Regions from separate parts of the Mus musculus genome. Here region 2 is linked to region 1. Evidence: chromatin contacts called from ENCODE Hi-C or POLR2A ChIA-PET data. All regions are on one chromosome and are shown on one strand. Each heading gives the region's core, a stretch centred on a gene start or an enhancer-like site at or near the end of the contact. The rest is flanking DNA. Distances are from core to core; before and after follow the strand shown. Region 1 holds the start of 1700030J22Rik (RIKEN cDNA 1700030J22 gene). Region 2 has its middle 11 kb from the start of Mir7078.

What was found. A loop is a pair of places that touch in the nucleus more often than their neighbours do. ChIA-PET counts read pairs that join two places held with the same protein, here RNA polymerase II (POLR2A).
Region 2: a loop to region 1 is called in a map of left cerebral cortex, with 2.6 times the contacts of the local background. The contact joins the enhancer-like site here to the promoter of 1700030J22Rik in region 1. A Hi-C loop is called at or near these places in 4 of 37 maps with a recorded cell type or tissue (CH12.LX and left cerebral cortex). POLR2A ChIA-PET finds 5 or more read pairs at or near these places in 1 of 5 experiments (embryonic stem cell).

Annotation. Positions count from the first base shown.
Region 1 is chr8:116,977,292-116,980,964 of GRCm38, reverse strand. 1700030J22Rik (RIKEN cDNA 1700030J22 gene) reads left to right here and starts at 2,006. Exons shown (of 3, transcript NM_027103.3): 1 at 2,006-2,186.
Region 2 is chr8:117,468,740-117,472,412 of GRCm38, reverse strand. No RefSeq gene overlaps it. Among named protein-coding and RNA genes, the nearest start is that of Mir7078, 11 kb to the right of the region's middle. Within about 2 kb of position 2,057, at least 1 of the 3 ENCODE cell types and tissues checked has a DNase peak (open chromatin) inside an H3K27ac peak, as active enhancers do.

The DNA.
Region 1 (3,673 bases), core at 757-3,256:
TATCTCCTCGGACTACAGCATGCAATTCTATACTTATTTGCTTTAGCCTGGCTCTCATGTAGTCCAGGCTGAACTGGAGGGTAGAGAGTCAAGGACCACCTTGACTCCAGAGTTTCCTGCTTTCAACTTCCATGGGCTGGACTAAAGGCATGCACCACCACACCTGGCATACTTTCTTTCTTTGCCATTTTTTCTTTAGTCTTTGTCTATTTTCTTAACATCTTTGAATGTTTTCAAAGAATTAAAACCTCAGAAATATAGTAGGGGGAAGGGGGGGCTGGTGATGGAGAGATGGTTTAGTGGTCAAAAGCTCTGGCTGCCCTTCCAAAAGACCTGGGTTCAGTTCCCAGGATCTGCATGGATGTTTATGAATGCCTCTAACACCAGTTCCAAAGTATCCGATCCCGCTTTTAACCGCCATGGACACCAGGCATGGAAGTAGTGCACCGACACACATTCATCCAGAATGCCAATACACTTAAAAAATAATTAAAGTTAAAAAAAAAAATTGTTCACAAGGTATTAAATCGTAAAACTCCACAAAACAAAGCAACACTTTGGAGGCTGACTATGTTGGGTTTTAGTAGAACCACTAGAGGGCGCCCCACACAGTATCTGGTATGAAAAAGACCAGTGGTATGGAACTGCAGACTCTGCTGCAGCAGACTGGAAAATTTGACCTGCCCCCTTCCCCACCCCCACTTCTGAGCTTTTCTGTGGCTGTTGAAAAGACTTGTCTACCTTCGGTTGTAAAGATCATGGTTGAGTGGCCAGGTCTGGTGGCATGTGCTTGTAATTCCAGCATTCAGAGACAGAAGGAAGCTGTTGGAGGCCAGACTAGACGTCATAGTGAAAGCCTACCTCAAAACACCGAGGAACGGAGACACATCTTGGTGACAGACTCGCTGTCTAGCAGGCGAACCTAGAAAACAATGAAAGAGTGTGTCTTTATGACTGTCCAGTATGAACATGGTGTACATACATATACACAGGCAGAACACTCATACGCATAAATCCAAAAATACATAGAAAATTTTAGAAATATGTGTCATAGCCCATTAGATACGCTGGTATAGCAATATAATTACAATATCTATCATATATGCTTGTTAAAGTATTTCCCTCATATATATGGGGGAAATAACAAATATTCACAGTCTAGAAGAGGACTTTGTTCCAACTTCATGTGTCATATACATCACATCTTTAGAGGCCGTTAATGCTATAAATCTATGCTATCGATTGTATATATGCTATACTGTATATATATTATATAATGCTATAAGTGTAAAAAGTAGTAATTCTTAGCCATTTTTTCCAAAAGCCTTTGACTCAGCCTGCTTTTGGAGACTTGTTTTCTTAATACTTTTTAAACCAGAAAGCAAAGGGACCTTGGAACTAGACATGAGTTGGGCACCAAGGGCAGCATAGTGGAGAAGTGGGCGGCCCCCTCGCGAGAAACTGCTGCTTCTGCCCCACTAAAGTGGGCAGCACCAAAAAGAACAAAACCAGAAATCCTTCCTGTCAGCAGGTGTGGAAGCCCACGCCCTCGATCCCTTCAATGTTGATTTAGGACATCGAGGAAGGAGGGTTGCCATGAGTTCGAGACCGCACCAGGCTACAAAACAAGGAAGACTCGGTCTCAAAATTATGCAACTAGGAATGAGTCGTCCCGCGAAGTTCTGCTCTCGCTTTCAACACGGGATCCCAAGAAGGAAGGGACGATTCTGCCCAAAGGAAGAAGTGGCCAAATCTCCAGACACTGTTTGTGTGGCCTCTGAGGCATTCCTTCTAGAAGGCAAAAGGCTGTTGCAGCGCAACTTGGCCGCCCAACGTCGCCAGTGCCTGCGAAGCTCTCGAAGCGTCTGGCAACGCGGCACCTAGCAACCACGCACAGAGCGACGGGAATGCTCCTTAGCCCCGCCCTCAGAGGGGACTCCGCCCTTGAGCTGGTTTGTTGCGGGGTTACGTCACTTCCGGCATGCCTGCACCTAGGCCCGCCTCCGACGCGGCCGTAACCTAGGGCAACAGCCCGGCTCTTGGGGGCCGCGACTTGCCGCTCCGGACCTTCCTTACCTCGCGGCCCCGTAGGAGCGTCTGAGTGGCTGTGGCCACGTCCTCACCCCGGGGAACACTCCCTAGACACTTCACGGGCGGCAGAGCCGCGGAAGGAAGCAATCTTCAGGGTGGGTAAGCGAGACGAAGATGGGGTACGGTTCTGGGGTAGCCTGGACTGGGCGGGGCCTAGGGAGCCGCTTGGGCCTCAGGGAGGAGCCGTTTGATAGGCGTGGTCTGTGGGGGCGTGGTTGAGGTTTCAATGGAAGGAGCTTGATGCAGCCCTCTTGATCTTCTGAAGGAAGGGTAAACTCTCAGCTTGTAGCGTGTAGGGAGCCTCTTGGAGGGAGGGAAGGAACTTATGCGGCATGAAGGAGTGTGCAGGGACTATTAGTAAAAGGGAGAAACCAGGTGGGAAGGCGTGGGCGCGAGATTCCGTCTGCCGTGAGCCTTGGGAGCCCTCAGAAGGCCATCCTTTCAGGACCCAGCCCTTAGTGAATTCAGAGAGCCGGAAAAAAAGGGGCGGAATGAAACCCCGTCCAAAACAGAAATCTAGAACCTAGGCAAAAATGAAAAAGGGCACGAGTTGGAAATGGTTGACATAGAAATGGCACACGCCCTACCCTGCAAGTGGAATTATTGGCTGTTGTAAGTTGCTATGTGGGTGCCAGGAACGAACGTGGGTCTTTGGCAAGAGTAGCAAGTGCTCTTAACTGCTGAGCCATTTCTCCAGCCCTCAGTCACCTTATTTTTATTTATTTATTTATTTATTTTTTTTTTTTTGAGACATGTTCTCTCGCTGAACCCAGAGTTCACTGATTTGGCTAGCCTGGCTAGCTGGCAAGCTCTAGGAATCCTCCTGTCTCTGCTTCCTGGCGCTGGAATTAAAGGCTTTCATTCATTATAGCAATTGGCTTTTTGTGTGGGTACTGGGGCCCTTAACTCTGTTTTCTCTACCTGTGTGGCAAGCACTGTATGACGGAGCCATCTTCTTTCTCAAGCCCATTCGAGAAGAAATGCATGGGCTTGTAAGCCAGGAAGCCTAACCTGAAAATGGTAAGCTTCAGGCTCACTGAGAAACTGTCTCAAGGGACTAAGGCAGGTGAGGAAGAGAGCAGGGGTACCTGATGTGCACACCATGTGTGTAAAAACACGAGTTTAAGAAAATGGAAAAATATGGGCTGGAAAGATAGCTAAGGAGTTTAAGAGCACTGGCTGCTCTTGCAGAGGGCCCAGGTTCAATACCCAGAACCTACATGGTAGCTCATGACTAACTCGAGTTCAGAGGATCCAATGCTCTTCTCTGGTCTCCTAGCATGCAGGGCTCGCAGCCTGCGGTACACAGACATGCTGGCAAAACATCCATACATATAAAAAAAATTTTTAAATAAGGAAAGAAAGGTAGCAATACAGACCTCCTGCATTCTAACAGAACAGTAAATTGGTATATAATTTGTGAGAAATCACAAGCGAGCCATTTAAGTACTTGGCTTAATCCCAGCACTTAAGAAACAGAGGCAGAGCCGGGCATTGTGGCGCATGCCTTTAATCCCAGCACTTGGGAGGCAGAGGCAGGCAGATTTCTGAGTTCGAGGCCAGCCTGGTCTACAAAGTGAGT
Region 2 (3,673 bases), core at 808-3,307, 490 kb before region 1:
TGTTCATCTGTTCATTTAGAGGTTTTTAAAGGATGTGCACAGACTAACCGGCTGGCAGACACTGTGCCTTCAAGAGACAGAAGTGAACTCCTGCCAGGCTGTCCCTGCCTGACCAAGGAGAAGAAGTGTGTTAAGCAGTCCTGAGCACAGAGAGGTAGCTGTGGTCAAAACGCCCATTTTCAGGAGCTAGAAAGCTGGTAGCTGGTGGCAGGGGGTGGGGGTCACACCGATTTCAGGGCAGAAGCAGATCCCTTTAATCCCAGCACTTGGGAGGCAGAGGCAGGAGGATTTCTGAGTTTGAGGCCAGCCTGGTCTACAGAGTGAGTTCCAGGACAGCCAAGGCTATACAGAGAAACCCTGTCTCGAAAACGAACAAACAAACAAAAACAAAAACAAAAAAATCAAAAAGGGGCGATCGATCCTTGAGACACTGCAGGAGTCTGAAGAATGCTCACAGTAGAGGATTTGGGTCGGGGACCCAACTCTTACCTTGTCCCTGTTCCACAGTGATTGTCAAAGCTCACACCTGGGCCACCACTGGAACAGCAACCCCAAAAAAAAAAAAAAAAAGCCACAGTAACCAACCAGGGTCAAGGGTGACAGCAACGGGAATGAGAGAGAGTACTTTATCCACCCTCACACCCGGGCTGGGGAAGAACCAGAGAGGGGTAGTTCAGAGGAACACATCTGAGATAGAAGCCTTCTTCAGCAGTCGTTAAGAAACTAGAAAGAAGGCTGGGCGGTGGCAGTGCATGCCTTTGATCACAGCACTCGGGAGGCAGAGACAGGAAGAGCTTTGTGAGTTCAAGGCCAGCCTGGTCTGCAGAGTGAGTTCCAGGACAGCCAGGGCTACACAGAGAAACCATGTCTGGAAACAACAGAAGGAGACCAGAAAGAAGGACATGACAGAACTACCGCCTGGGGGGTGGGGGGTAGCTCAGCTCTCGCTCAGTGTCTACAACCTGGAAACTTTAGGGCTCTCCTCATTCCCCTTCAAGGAGCAACCAGCAGGGGGCAGCCGAGCCCTAGCACTGTCCCTCCTCCACCCTTTCCATCTGCTGGCTGCTGTTTTCTGATACAAGCATGGCCCACAGAAATATTTGTGGAGCCCTCAAATGTGGGGCAGGGCAACACCCCAGCACTCCACTTCACCCAGTGGAGGAGCCTTGCCCAGATCTAGTGAGGGAGGAGGGCAGGCAGAAACCTCTTCTACTGCCCCCTCCTCCTTCCTTTCCTTCTCTCTTTGAGACAAGATCTCTGTAGCCCAGGTTAGCCTCTAACTCACTAAGTAATGGGGAATGACCTTGAACTCCTGGTCACTTTTGCCTCCATCCTCCAAGTGCCGGGGTTACAGTATTTATCGCCTTACCCAGTTCTATCTGGCACTTGGGAATGAACCCAGGACTTTGTGAAAGATAGACAAGCCTTCCACCAACTGAGCTATAGACCTAGCACAGAATTGGTGCTCTTTGCCCTCGGCTGGACCCTTCTGAAGGAGGAGATCTGCAGAACGCCCAGCTCCTGCAAGGATACTACAGTTCCGCACTGTAGATTCTAAGATTACAGTTTCTAGACCCCAAAGCGGGGGATCCAGGTTCCATCTCACAGAGTTTCCCGTCCTTCTACCTTCGAAGCCAATGCAAGAACGCAGCCACATCTGAGACCCAGGGGCGGGCAGGCAGGGAGCCCTCCTGGTCCTGGCACCCTGACTCCTCCTCCCTGCAGGAAGGACTGTGCTCCGGGCTGAGCTGCAGCCTGTGAGCCTCAGCCTACTCTGACTGCTACTGCCCTCCTTCCCAGCCTGGTGTGTGTGTGTGTGTGTGTGTGTGTGTGTGTGTGTGTGTGTGTGTGTGTGTGTGCGCGCGCGCGAGCGTGTTGAAGGGGGGAGCTCTGCAGCAGCTGCCTCCTGTAAGGGAAACTGGGTCTCCATGGTAACATTGACGTCAGGGGCCCAGGTTGGGAATGAGGCCTCCCGCCCCCAGTGGCCAGCTCAGCCCAGCCTCAGCCCTGATCTGCAGCAGCTGGGACCCCGGAGTGCTGAAGCCGCCGGCCTTGCCCTCTGATCTGACCCATTAGGGGATGCGGGGATGCCAGCGGCCCTCGACAGGTGCATGCATCCCGGTGGACCTTGCTACCTGTCCTCCTTTGGCAGCCCCCATTTTGTCCTCAAAGTGCCCTCAGCTGGTTGCTTGCTTAACAGACCCTGCTTCCTGCTCCATTTATCATCAGCCCCCTCCCACAGCGCATGTGCACTTAATGAGAATGGGGAAGAAGGTGCCGGGAAGGCAACCATTTCCCAGCTTATCATTTAGCGCACACCCCACTCTATACCCGACCCCAGTTCATTGTTCTGGGATAAAGATCCAAGAGGCCTTAGTTAGCCCTTCCTCTGCTGTGCAGATCTAGAGGTCTTCCCTCCGGTCTCTCCAGCCCTTCCCAAAAGCCTGGCCCTGCCTAAGGGTGTCCCGACATGCTCTCCCTCTGCCTGGAAGACTGGTTCATCTCCACTCTGGGGAGTCATTCCCAGAGTCTTCCCGTCTGGACTTAGGCAGCCTCTGAACCCAGGCTCCTCTCAGAGGTCCTGTGCCTTTTATCCACTCTCCTCATGGCTGCCTCCTCACTTAGACTGGGTGGGGCTTGAGGTCACAGATGGCTTGTGTTTTATACGTTCCTGAGTCCTTGAGGTGCCTGTGTACAATAGATGTATATGCTCTCTCTCTCTCTCTCTCTCTCTTTCTACACACACACACACACACACACACACACACACACACACACACACTGGTGAGATGGTTCAGTGAGTACGGACATTTGACCCCAGGTCTGGCAGTCTGACTTTTATTTACTTATTTATTTTTTCGAGACAGGGTTTTTCTGTGTCCCTGGCTGCCCTGGAACTCACTTTGTAGACCAGGCTGGCCTCGAACTCAGATATCCACCTGCCTCTGCCTCCAAAGTGCTGGGACTAAAGGCGTGTGCCATCATGCCCGGCTGACTTTTTTTTCTCTTCTATCTTTCTTTCTTTCTTTCTTTCTTTCTTTCTTTCTTTCTTTCTTTCTTTCTAGATTTATTTATTCTATATATGTGAGTATACTGTAGCTGTCTTCAGACACACCAGGAGAGGGTATCAGATCCCATTACAGATGGTTGTGAGCCACCATGTGGTTGCTGGGAATTGAACTCAGGACCTCTGGAAGAGCAGTCAGTGCTCTTAACCGCTGAGCCACCTCTCGGGCCCCAGGCCTAACAATCCCCAGGTGCCATGTGGTAGAGAAAGAGAACGCTCCCTTTCACAAGCTCTTCCTCGACCCTGCCGCCCCGCACTCCCCCCTCCCCCCCAATAAATGAACATAAAGTGTAATAAAAATCAACTTTGTGTGTGTCGTGCTGGGTGGGAATGGGATCCAGGGTCTCCTACAGCACCCTGAGCTACACATGGAGACAACCCCCCCCATACATTCTCACACAGCCCTGAGACTCAGTTCATACACACATCAGCCACATATACCTATGGTCCATACGCTAATGTTTATAGTGTCTCAGACTCACAGAGCCACCACAGTCAATCTCAGATGTCTTCATTGTCTTGAATGACACCTGTTTGTGTCAGCACTTGTGCCTCCCCGCTCCTCCCGGTGCTCCCATGCCCTCGATGGGTTCTCTGTCTTAGAAG